Regions from separate parts of the Mus musculus genome. Here regions 2 and 3 are each linked to region 1. The links are chromatin contacts, found by POLR2A ChIA-PET in ENCODE. All regions are on one chromosome and are shown on one strand. Each heading gives the region's core, a stretch centred on a gene start or an enhancer-like site at or near the end of the contact. The rest is flanking DNA. Distances are from core to core; before and after follow the strand shown. Region 1 holds the start of Alkbh1 (alkB homolog 1, histone H2A dioxygenase). Region 2 holds the start of Sptlc2 (serine palmitoyltransferase, long chain base subunit 2). Region 3 overlaps Gm33444 (a long non-coding RNA gene).

Region 1 (3,791 bases), core at 443-2,942:
ATCTGAACTTAGCCAGGCATAGTGTCTCACCTGTAATCTCAGCGGGCTATAGTATGAGATCATGCTTAAAATTAAGGTTGGAGAGATGATTCAGTGATTAAGAGTGCATACTGGCCTGGCAGTGGTGGCACACGCCTTTAATCCCAGCACTTGGGAGGCAGAGGCAGGCAGATTTCTGAGTTCGGGGCCAGCCTGATCTACAGAATGAGTTCCAGGACAGCCAGGACAGAGAAACCCTGTCTCGAAAAACCACCACCAACAACAACAACAAAAAGGAGTACATACTGCTCTTACAGAGGACCCAAGTTCAGTTCTAAGGATGCACATCAGGAGGGCTCAAACTGCCTGTAATGCCAGCTCCTGTGGATGCAATGCCCCCTTCTGTACTACATGGGGCACCTTCATTTATCTGTACTCACCCACACTGACAACATACATAAATACTTTAAATTGCACTGACAAAAGCAAAAGTGCTAAGTCATTGGAGAACTAACCAACTCTCTATCCCCAGACTAGCCTTTTCTGTGCATCAATTTTAACAACCATGTAAATAGAACCACTATCACTTGTTAGATACTTACATTCTAGCATAAATCTACCAAGTTCATCTATAAACTTATTTATTCCTCTCCCCAATTCTATGGGGGAGGTATTACAGATTACACTTTTTAGACAATTAAAAAGTCCTATGAGACCCTTTGCCATATTGACTTCATTATTCGGATTATACAACTATTAAAGTTTCAATCACGAGCTACCTCTGTCCAAATGCTGTCGAGTGACCCCACAAGCAGCTCAAATTCACATCCTGCAACTTTTAATCTTCTCTAGGTTTCTTCTTCCTCAATTCTAAAACCGCTGGTCATCTATGCTAGGAATCTGGAGTGTACACCTTTCTCCGCAAACCAGCAAATATGCTGTCGGTTTTACTTTAAAAACTAAGTGATTCCGACTCGTCCCCTTTATCAATTCCTTGGTCCAAATTTCATCTTTGAACCAAATGAATCTCTTCTCTCATCTCCACCCCTTCGTTCTTGCCACTTGAAAGTCAAGCTCCCCTGAGGTCAAAATAGCTCCTTCTGACTCGTGAGTGTCCAAGTAAGCAAATAATTAATCTTTCCACCAAATCATTCCGAATGACTGACTACTGTCGATCGGGCGAGTGGAGAGGATCGTGCCTAAAGAGTTAACCCGAAGCAAAATTTTATGCGCAAGAATTTACTCAAGAGCAAACCACTTGTGTTCTTTTCAAAAGAGTATCAGCATGCGTCCCTGAGCAAGGCGTAAGGGTGACGGGCAAATTTAGGAAAGCGCTCCTTAAAAAATAATTAATAAATAAATAAATAAATAAATGAAATTAAAAATTAAAAAAAAGCAAACCGCCTGACCATGTAGACTAAGGTTCTTTACAGAGAAGTTATGTTTTGCGAGTTTGTACATAGGTTTTACGCGTTACTTAAAATAAAACATAAAGACTGCGCCCTTCCTCATCTCCATCACTCACTCGCTGCCGCGGTCCAAGGAATTTTTCTGACAAACGCAATAGGCCGACCAGTACTGGAACGCAGTGCGCTTAGCCCCTTTATGGCGGAGGCTGCCATGTTAAAACGGAATGAATCGAAACCCTGGAGTCGTGACCCCGGAAGAACCTGCCAGAGCCGGAATTTCGAGTTCTGCTTCCGGGCCAAACTGTTGGCAGCCTCGAGATGGGGAAGATGGCGGCTGCTGTGGCTTCATTAGCCACGCTGGCTGCAGAGCCCAGAGAGGATGCTTTCCGGAAGCTTTTCCGCTTCTACCGGCAGAGCCGGCCGGGGACAGCGGACCTGGGAGCCGTCATCGACTTCTCAGAGGCGCACTTGGCTCGGAGCCCGAAGCCCGGCGTGCCCCAGGTAGGAAAGGAGGAGTAGTGTGTGCCAGCCTAGCGGCCGACTGGGCCACCCGAGACTGGGCCGCCTCCGGGCCGGCTTTGGAGGGAAGCCCCTGCTGGGCCTGTCCAGTGAGCTGTAATGTCGAGCGATGAGCGACCAGCTGCCTCGCTGTCCCAACGCTCTGGCCACGGCTTGTGCCTTGCCGCCATTTCCCCCAACCCACGCGGGCCACGGCTTGTGCCCTGCCGCCATTTCCCCCAACCCACGCGACCTTGCTAAAAAAAAAAAAAGAAAGAAAAGAAAAGAAAGAAAGAAAGAAAAAAATCTGGAAATTGCTTGTACCTCCTTAACTATCTGTTTAATACTAATACGATATTTTGTGTAAAGCTCAGAAGAACATCTTCGTGGACGTTAGGGTGGCCTCATAACTTCAGATAAAAGCAGCCATTTAATAAGTCTCAAACCGTTAATCCGTTGGGCCTGAGACTCGATCGACCCTGTCTTCTCTGAGGCTTTGAAAGTAAAGGTAAAATTAGCAGGTTTTTTTCCTGAGAATCTAGGAGCCTGGAGAGATAGCTCAGTAATTAAGAGCATTTACCTACTGGTGTTCCCAAGAACACCAAGTAGATTTGGTTCCTTGCAGCCACGTGGCAGCTCACAGCCTTCTTGTAACTCTTCCGGAGGATCAGACACCCTCTCTTGAGCTCCACAGGAGAGCACTCGTAGACATGTAAATAAACTTCTAAGCTAAATCTAAACAATTTATGTACCCTCCCTATTTCTTCGTGATGAGAAGAAAGGGGCCAGAGGGTATGTTTATGTATGGTTTTTCAAGACAGGGTTTCTGTGTATCCTTGCCTTTTCTGAAGCTCACTCTGTAGACCAAGATGGCCTCAGACTCACAGAGATCCTCCTTGCCTCTGCCTCCTGAGGGCTGGGATAAAGGTGTGCACCACCACTGCCTGGCCATAGTCATATTTAAAAAAAAAAAAAAAAAAAAAAACTTAATCTTGTGGAGACAGAGTCTCGTTTGAGAGCCCAGGCTGGCAGCTAACTGAACCAGGATGTCTTTGTAGTCACTTAAGAGAGAAAATATGTAACCCCTTATTTGGCCTTGGTATTTATCGTGCAGGGATGTTCACATCGGAAGTTCTTAACTACCTCAGAGGTAGGTAAAATTGGAGTCCAAAACTCAACTTCTCAGAAAGTTTGTTAGCAGATAAGGTTTTAGAGTCATGTGAATTACGTGTGGAAAGCGTGTGCCTGAGATTAACATTGGACTCTGAAGAGCCCTTAGGTCATTCAGTCCTTTATTCCTGCCGTAATGCCTCCCAGAAGTGCTCTTTTTTTGTTGTTGTTACACAGTGCTCAAAAATATAGTACGGATTGATTAAATGTAAGCTTGGCTTGTCAATTTCACCAGCTCAGCAGGTTAATGCTAGCATTTTAGAGAAGCTATTGTCACAGAACGTCAGGTTAGAGCAGAGTAGGAAAAATGGCTAGAGAAAAGTCAGAAAGGGGAAAAATTTTCTCTCAAAAAGCTCAGTGCCTTGGCTTCTTTGACATAAAGAGTGAGTTTGTAAATCTTAAGGTCTGAGGATGTATCTGAGTATCAAGTGGCCTATTTAAGAACTCATGACCAAATATTTTGCCAGCAATGTGTAACTAGAAAACTTAAGCTGATCAGGACTCTCAGGAAGTTTCTGATAGTCATTTTTATTATAAAGATTGGTGGGCCTGGCATGCAGCTCTGTGATGGAGAGTATGCCTAACATGTTTAGGCACTGGATTTGATGATTTCCCAGTGACAAAGAGAGAGGCGTTTTTGTTGTTCTTATTGTTTGAGGCCTGTTTATATGCCAGTTATTTGTTATTTTGTCAGGAATTTTCCATCCTTGGAGAATGATTGAAACAGAAGCTCAT
Region 2 (3,791 bases), core at 845-3,344, 55 kb after region 1:
GCTTCATAAGGCATACACTTCTTTGTGTGTCCATGTGTTTACGTGTATGTGCATGACAGTCAGATGTCAGCATCGGGTATCTTCCCTAATTGTTCTCTACTTTTCTTTTTCTTCTTTTTTTCCTTTCTTCTTTCCTTCCTTCTTTCTTTCTTTCTTTTTTTTTTTCAAGAATGGGTTTCTCTGTGTAGCCTTGGCTATTCTGGACCTGTTCTGTAGACCAGGCTGGCCTGAACTCACAGAAATCTGCCTGCCTGCCTCTGCCTCCTGAGGGCTGGAATCAAAGGCATATGCCACCATCACCCATCATCTCTACCTTATTTTTGAGACAGGGTCTTTGCCTGACATTGGAACTCACCAATTCAGTTAGACCAGCTGGCCAGAGAACTCTAGGAACCCTTTCATCTCTGTGTCCTAAGCATGGGGATTTTAACTAGATGCTCAAAATCTGGACTTAACTCCTCTTGTTTTCCTGGTAGTATTTCACTGATTGAGTTACTTATCCCCACCCCATCATGTTTAAGACAGGGACTCCTATATCCCAGGCTAGCTTGGACAGGTTATATATACAAAGATTATCTTGAACATCTACACTCCTGCCTCTACCTCAGGAGTGCTGAGACTGTATCAATGCATTACTATGCTTAGCTTAAAGGCATACAGAGCTTTTTTTTTTTTTTAAAAAAAAAACTTTTAAAAAGGAGATTTTAATTTATGTCTGTGAGTGTCTTGTCTGCATGTATGTATGTGCACCAAGTTTGTGTCTGGTGCCCTGGGAAATCAGAATAAGGCTTTGATTCCTCTGGCACTGGAGTTATAGATAGCTGTGAGCCACCATGTGGGTGCTAGAACCAAATCCAGGTACTCTGGACAAGCAGTGTCCAGTACTTCACTGCTGAGCCATCTCTCCAGGCCCCATAGAGTTCTTTTTGATTCTCGTGTTCACTTTTGAGATCAAAGGGTTTGTGACTTGAAAGTTTTGTCCTTGCTCCACTTGCTGTTAAGAGTACCTCTTCTAAATCAAGCAAAACAAATAACCTTGCCAACGCAGTTCTAAAGCTCCAGGGGAGAAGGGGTTGTGTGACACAGGGATTCACACAGATGCATTCGGCAATTAATAATAACCAGCACTTAATGAATACTTACTAATTGCCAGGTCCTAAGCAAAATACATTACAGGCATTAACTCATTAGATTCTCTTATGGCAACTGTTATTATCCCCCTGAGCAGAGGAACATAGAGGTCACTCAGCTAGTAGGTGAGGCAGCCAGGATTCAAACCTAGACTGAGTCATACTCTTAATTATGACATTGATTTTTTTTTTTATGGGTAACTAAAGGTCTTTGTAATGCTGAAATGTAGATCAATTTCTTTTGCTACTGATTTGGATTAGGTATTGTGATAGGTGTCCAGCGCTTTACTAATGTAATTCTGGCAAATGAGTCCATGAAGCAGGAAGAATTTTAAAAGAACTTGGCTCCTAAAGGAGTTAATTCCTCAAGTTTCAGTTTCAGTTATCACAAGATCTGGAAACAGATCAAGTCTCCTGACTTTCAAGGAAAGTCTTCAAAGGAAATTGCCCTAGGAAAACCCGGATAGAAACAAGTGATGTGCGCGCGAGGCGTTCGCGTAGTTCACAATGAAGAACAGTGAGAGACTGTCAAAAAGGCTATTCTATTAACACCCACAGAGGAATTTGCTAATGAAATAAAGGAGCTGCCTGTCTTGGGCTCGGATTCAACCTGAGAACCTCTCGGGAGGAAGGGCACAGAGGGCAACCACCACCAGTGCTAGAGAACCGGGAACAGGCTCTGGAAATAGGCTCAGCCCCTGTTTCTTTCTCCACACTCTAATTGGCTGTTCCTTTCCGGGCTCCGCCTCCTTCTCAACCTGGACCAGTAGGCGGCAAAGCTCCACCTACGACCTGGCTAGGGCTCCAATCAATTGCTCAGTTCTCGAGTTCCTCTGAAGAAGTCCCCTTGATGTCTGCAAGCCGCTTTTCCCTTGCTCTTAATTCGCCAGAATCAGCATGAGATCCGCCCCTCTCGCCTTTGGATTGGTCAATAGCCGATAGACCCCGCCCCATGTTCCCTCCGGCTGCCGGGCTTCGGCGAGCCCCGTCTTCTCGGGTGGCCCCGCCCTCGCGTGACGGCCGGACCGGGAATTGGCAGCGGCGCTGCAGCCATTTCCGGTTTCGGAGAGGTGGGTGCGGTGCGGAGCGGGAGTTGGCTCCGCCGCCACCTCCAGAGCCTGTCCTGCTGCCGGGTGCTGCCGGGAGGATGCGGCCGGAGCCCGGAGGCTGCTGCTGCCGCCGCCCGATGCGGGCGAACGGCTGCGTCAAGAACGGGGAAGTGAGGAACGGGTACTTGAGGAGCAGCACCGCCACCGTCGCGGCTGCCGGCCAGGTACGATGGGATCGAGAGGCTGGGCGAGATCGGGGCGGTGGGCCGGGACCCCCGCGAGCCGATGCCCGGGCTGGGCCGGGCCGGGCCGGGGAGGACGGGCAGCCGCGCGGGCCGGTCAGTGGCCGGCTGGCGGCTGGGCGCGGCTCAGGTGTGCTGAGCGACGGGGAGCCGGCGCTGGCTGGGCCTCCCCCCTGAGCGGGAGGGAGACTCAAGGGCAGCGCGGGACTCTACAACTATGTGGGGCTCCCTCACCGTGAGGGGCTCCTCGGTTCTGCCCGCTTCTCCAGTTATTCGAGCCTTCCCAGTACTACCCGGCTCCGCAGCGATGAGCTGTGGTTCTCTGCCCTGCGGGGGTCCCAAGGTTTACCTGGTTTCTTAGGTGTGCGGTGTCCCCTAGTTCTGCCTGGCTCTCCAGCCTCCCGGGGCTCCTCAGCCACGCGGGACTCCTGAGGTCTGCCCGGCTCCTCAGCATTTGCTGTTCTGAAGGGCCCTGGAGGCTGGGCTTCCTCTGCAAGTCTCTGGTTCTTAACCATGTGGATCACGCAAAAAAAAAAAAAAAAAAGTGCAGGCCGCTCCTAGTGGGAAGCAGAGGAAATCTTTCCCTCGAAGTCCGGCGATACTTTCTCGGGTTCCTGCCCGGGTCCCCTCGAGTACATGCTTCCTGTAGAGTCTTGCAGCCCCAAAAGGAAGCTGACGCTCTGAGAAAGTTAGGCAGTGCAGTTGTGGAAGCACAACCGGACAGCCTCTTCCTATCACGTTCTGGACTTCCTTTATGGGGAAAACCTTGGCAGGGAACCTCCTCGGGGGTCTTGTCTTGAAAATTGTCCCGTTGTGCGATTGGTGAGACCCCCATCCCACCATCCAGATAGGATTTTAGGTGGCCCCTTCACGGCGCAATAGAGCTATCGTGGAGGGCGTTGCTTAATCCAGTGGTAAGTTGTCATGAGTCCTTGTATTAATTAACTGAAGTTGAATCATCAACCATATCCATGAACTTCTAAACTATCTTACAGAATTCTGAATTCCTAGCAGTATTTTGCTTGTTTCCAGACATGGTTTCTCTGAGTAACAGCCCTCTCAGGCTGTTCTGCTTTGTAGACTAAGCCTGACTTCCAACTTAAAAGAGATCTGCCTTTGCCTCCCAAGAGCAACTAAGACCCCAACACCTGGCTTTCCTGACAGTTTTATTTATTTATTTATTTTCTGAGACAGGGTTTCTCTGTGTAGCCCTGGCTGTCCTGGAACTCACTGTGTTGACCAGGCTGGCCTCGAACTCACAGACCTGCCTCTGCCTCCCAAGTGCTAGGATTCAAGGCATGTGCTACTCTACCCCCTGGCTCCTGGCAGTATTTTTTAAACCAATTATGCAAATATCGGGAAGAATGGTT
Region 3 (3,791 bases), core at 611-3,110, 36 kb after region 1:
GCCCTTCCATTTGTGTTTATTTATTTTATTACTGCATCCCAGAAAGGCTAAGCTCTCTGCACTTCAGGTCCTGGTAGCACCCCGCTGTTTCACCCTGACTTACTACTTCCTGTGGACTTCTCAGCTCTTCTATCAACAATTCCTGGCATTAACCTCGCTCTGTTTGGAGTAGTTTTTGTACTGATATCCTTTTTCTTGGTTGGACCTGTTGTGACTGACTGCCCTCTAAGCAGAGCCACTGCCATCATGGGGAAACTCCAGCCGGTGCCCCTTTGCACAAGGATCACCCATCCCAGCTGGGGTTGTTGACACAGGGGGCCTGGGGATGGTCACCAAGGCCCCCATCTTGAGTATTCAGTTGTTCCCTAGCACTTGTTATATGCAACCACGCCTTAATTGTACACAGCTTCTGGGAGGGGCTAGAGTATAGGGGGCGGGGCTCATCCTTGCTGGATAAAGCCTTTCCAGGTACAGCCTGTTGCCCAGAGCAGCAACCACACCCTGTAAGTGACTCGTCATCCCTGAAGCACAATAGACTTGCTGGTTCCCCAGTTTTTCTTTGGAGCCTTAGAAGGGGCATATGTTCTTTCTCCTTCTGGGAAGAAGTTTTAGCAACAGGACCACTTATCATTCTTGCAGGCATTCCATGAGCTGTCCTCCATTTAATTATAGTCATGGGAAATACAATGTGATACCTAAGATTGAATTCTAAATCAGCGCTGCGAATGCATCTCAGTGGGTAGCACTTGGTTGGTATAAGATGTCAGCACTGCAAAAAAAATAAAATAAAAAAATAAAAAACAATTATACTGGCCCACATTTGAAGCTTGATTGCATCCATTTGCCAACGGTATTGTATTAGTTTCCCCATGCCTCATTTTTCTCATCTGCAGAATGGGGACAATCCCAAAAAGCCATCCAACAGAGCAAAGAGTTTTTGCCTTAGGTGTGAACCAATAAAATAGGAGAAAGGACAGAGGCTGGAGAGAAGGTGACAGTGTAACTTCCAGTGTTCTCATAATTCACAAGGTAGATGGGTGCTCTCTGGCAACACTATGGTCTCTTGGGATGTGGCCTAGAGATATGATTATAGTCCTCCACAATGCTCAGAGCAGTGACTAGAAAGTATGGAACTCTTCATAAGTCACAGTGTTCTTGGTTTTGTAATTCCACAGAATTCCTTACATGAAGCCTGTCCTTTCTTCCACGCCTCCCAAGGCGAGCCCTGATCTTGTCTTTGGTGTCTGAGCTTTTTCCAAAGGATTTGGAACTCCTCTTCCCTTCCCTCCTCCCTCTTACACACCCAACGTTGACCCTAGTGTTTGACCTGATCTCTCATCCAAAGGAAGTGCTCAGAACTCCAGAACAAAGGTCAACAGGCCATTCCGGTAAAGGGCTAGGCACTCACTGTCCCTAACAGGTCCAGCAGTTGGAACATTGTCCTTCCTTGTTCTTTCCAGCATAAAAACGAATCCATCGGTAACAATTCCGTGGAATAAAGGCACAACAGAAGTGCACAAGTTCCTTCCTCTTGCATGATCCTCTTAGCGTCCGTGCATTTGTGCGTGTGCACTGCGGGTCCTCAACCTGTGGCTGAAGTGTTTCCCGTGCGGTGGCTCTTTCTCCAGAGAGGCTGCGACGTCAATCTACAAGAATGCAAAGGAGGAGGAGGGAGGGTTGCCAGCCAGTCTCTGTTCCCAGAAACCACGCCTGCTGCACTGAGATCTGGCGTCCCTGATGATTTCCTTCCTCATGTGCATCCTCTATCCTCCTCCTGTTTCACATGCAGAGGCCCCTGAGCCGTGCTGGAGATGGTGCCCTTCTCCCCTGGTCCCCCTGCCGGTCCCCTTTCAAAGGGTCACGGGAGGATTCTGCCACCCTCTTCTCTGGTCTCTGCAAGAACCGCTGTCAAGGCTAACCCAAATCTGTTTCAGTGAACTTTCTAGAGAGAAAGGTTGTCGCCATTAAGTGCCTAGGAACGCGTAAAACAGGCAGTCCCTTTGCGATGGAAGCCTAAAATAACTAGCTGACCTAATTTTCACCCTCTGTGGGGAGCAGAGAACCATTGGGGGTGGAAAGACCTTGTCCTCGGTTTCCTGGTGACAATGTTTTCTAGTCTAGACCTATTCCCTTCCTTCCTCTTTTATCATTGTTCTTCCTTATTCCTCAGTCAAATCCTTAAGAACCTGGAAATGGGTCAGGCAGTGGTGGCGCACGCCTATAATCCTAGCACTTGAGAGGCAGAGGCAGGCAGATTTCTGAGTTCGAGGCTAGCCTGGTCTACAGAGTGAGTTCCAGGACAGCCAGGACTACACAGAGAAACCCTGTCTCGAGAAACAAAACAAAACAAAACACCCCAAAGAACCTAGAAATGAAGCCTATCCGGTAGAGGACCTCTTAGCCTATGCATGAGTGTGGCGCGTGCGTCCACGCACGCGCGCGCGCACACACACACACACACACACACACACACACACACACACACACACACGGCAGGAGGATCAGAAGTTCAGGGGTCATCCCTGACTACATAGTGATATCCAGCAGCCTGAACTACAATGAGATTCTGTTTCAAAAGGGACTGAAATTGTCCCCTTAATTGTCACAACTTGTGGGTTGTGACCCCTTAAGAGGTCAAATGACCCTATCACAGGGGTCACCTAAGACCATGGAAAATACACATACTTACATTCTGTTTCACAATAGTAGCAAAATTACAGTTATGATGTAGCAACAAAAATAACTACAGTTGGGGGGTCACCACTACAGGAGGAACTGGTTTTTTTTTTTTTTTTTAAGCATTTATTTTTATTTATACACTGTAGCTGTCCTCAGACACACACCAGAAGAGTGCATTGGATCCCATTACAGATGGTTGTGAGCCACCATGTGGTTGCTGGGAATTGAATTCAGGACCTCTGGAAAAGCAGTCGGTGCTTTTAACTGGTGAGCCATCTCTCCAGCCCCAGGAGGAAGTGTATTAAAGGGTCACAGCTTTGGGACGGTTGAGATCCACTGCATTAGAGCAAACTTGTAGTGTGACTAGGGTCTTTAATCCTAGACCTTTGAAGGTTGAGGCAGGAGGCAGAGTTTGAGGTCAACCTGTTTTTTTTTGGTTTTGTTGTTGTTTTTTTTTTTTTTTTTTTTTTTTTTTTTTAAGAGAGGAAGAAACAGAGGAATTTCCCATCTGAGTTGGTTTATACTGGATTCAGCCATTCCACCACTGGAGTCTTTCTCCTACCCCTTCCTACTTTACCTCTCCTAGTGCATATACTCTTTCTGTTTCAATATAAAACAGTGGACACTCCAGAACCTATGCCTGCTTTTTCCTAAGAAATTCCTGGGCCTAGAAGCCAGCCTGGTGTATAGAGTTGGTTCCAGGACTAGATGTGGTGACATATGCCTTTTATCCCAATCCTGGAGGCAGAGGCAGGCAGATTTCTGTGAGTTCAAGGCCAGCTTTGTCTATAGAATGAGTTCCAGAACAGCTGGGACTAAACAGAGAAACCCTGTCTCAAAAACAAACAAATAAACAAACAAATAATTATACCCATATTATTATATTGCCCATAACAAGACCATATTGCAAAAAAATTAAATAAATAAGATTAAAATCTTCTATACTCTCCTGGGGTAGGTCTTTCACAGTCGAATTTAAGCATGTGCCTTCAGTCCCATGGCCTTGTTCACTGGGCCTGGGTGTAGATGACTCAAAGCCAAATCCACACATTCTCTCTTCTGGGCTTTGAAATGAGGCTCCATTAGTAGTTATAGGCCTAGTCACCTAGGAT

The links. ChIA-PET counts read pairs that join two places held with the same protein, here RNA polymerase II (POLR2A).
Region 2: POLR2A ChIA-PET joins it to region 1 with 13 read pairs in embryonic stem cell. The contact joins the promoter of Sptlc2 here to the promoter of Alkbh1 in region 1. POLR2A ChIA-PET finds 5 or more read pairs at or near these places in 4 of 5 experiments (Patski and embryonic stem cell).
Region 3: POLR2A ChIA-PET joins it to region 1 with 49 read pairs in embryonic stem cell. The contact joins the enhancer-like site here to the promoter of Alkbh1 in region 1. POLR2A ChIA-PET finds 5 or more read pairs at or near these places in 4 of 5 experiments (Patski and embryonic stem cell).

Annotation. Positions count from the first base shown.
Region 1 is chr12:87,441,740-87,445,530 of GRCm38, reverse strand. Alkbh1 (alkB homolog 1, histone H2A dioxygenase) reads left to right here and starts at 1,692. Exons shown (of 6, transcript NM_001102565.1): 1 at 1,692-1,889. The coding sequence starts at 1,707. Nrp (neural regeneration protein) reads left to right here and starts at 1,514. Exons shown (of 1, transcript NM_001013372.2): 1 at 1,514-2,683. The coding sequence starts at 1,613. The coding sequence ends at 2,020. Slirp (SRA stem-loop interacting RNA binding protein) reads right to left here and starts at 1,635. Exons shown (of 4, transcript NM_026958.3): 1 at 1,505-1,635. The coding sequence starts at 1,601.
Region 2 is chr12:87,386,658-87,390,448 of GRCm38, reverse strand. Sptlc2 (serine palmitoyltransferase, long chain base subunit 2) reads left to right here and starts at 2,094. Exons shown (of 12, transcript NM_011479.4): 1 at 2,094-2,403. The coding sequence starts at 2,278. It overlaps Gm33444 (a long non-coding RNA gene), which reads right to left. Exons shown (of 3, transcript XR_381803.4): 1 at 2,771-3,791.
Region 3 is chr12:87,405,985-87,409,775 of GRCm38, reverse strand. Gm33444 (a long non-coding RNA gene) reads right to left here. Exons shown (of 3, transcript XR_381803.4): 2 at 1,409-1,646; 3 at 1-769. Among named protein-coding and RNA genes, the nearest start is that of Sptlc2, 20 kb to the right of the region's middle. Within about 2 kb of position 1,860, at least 1 of the 3 ENCODE cell types and tissues checked has a DNase peak (open chromatin) inside an H3K27ac peak, as active enhancers do.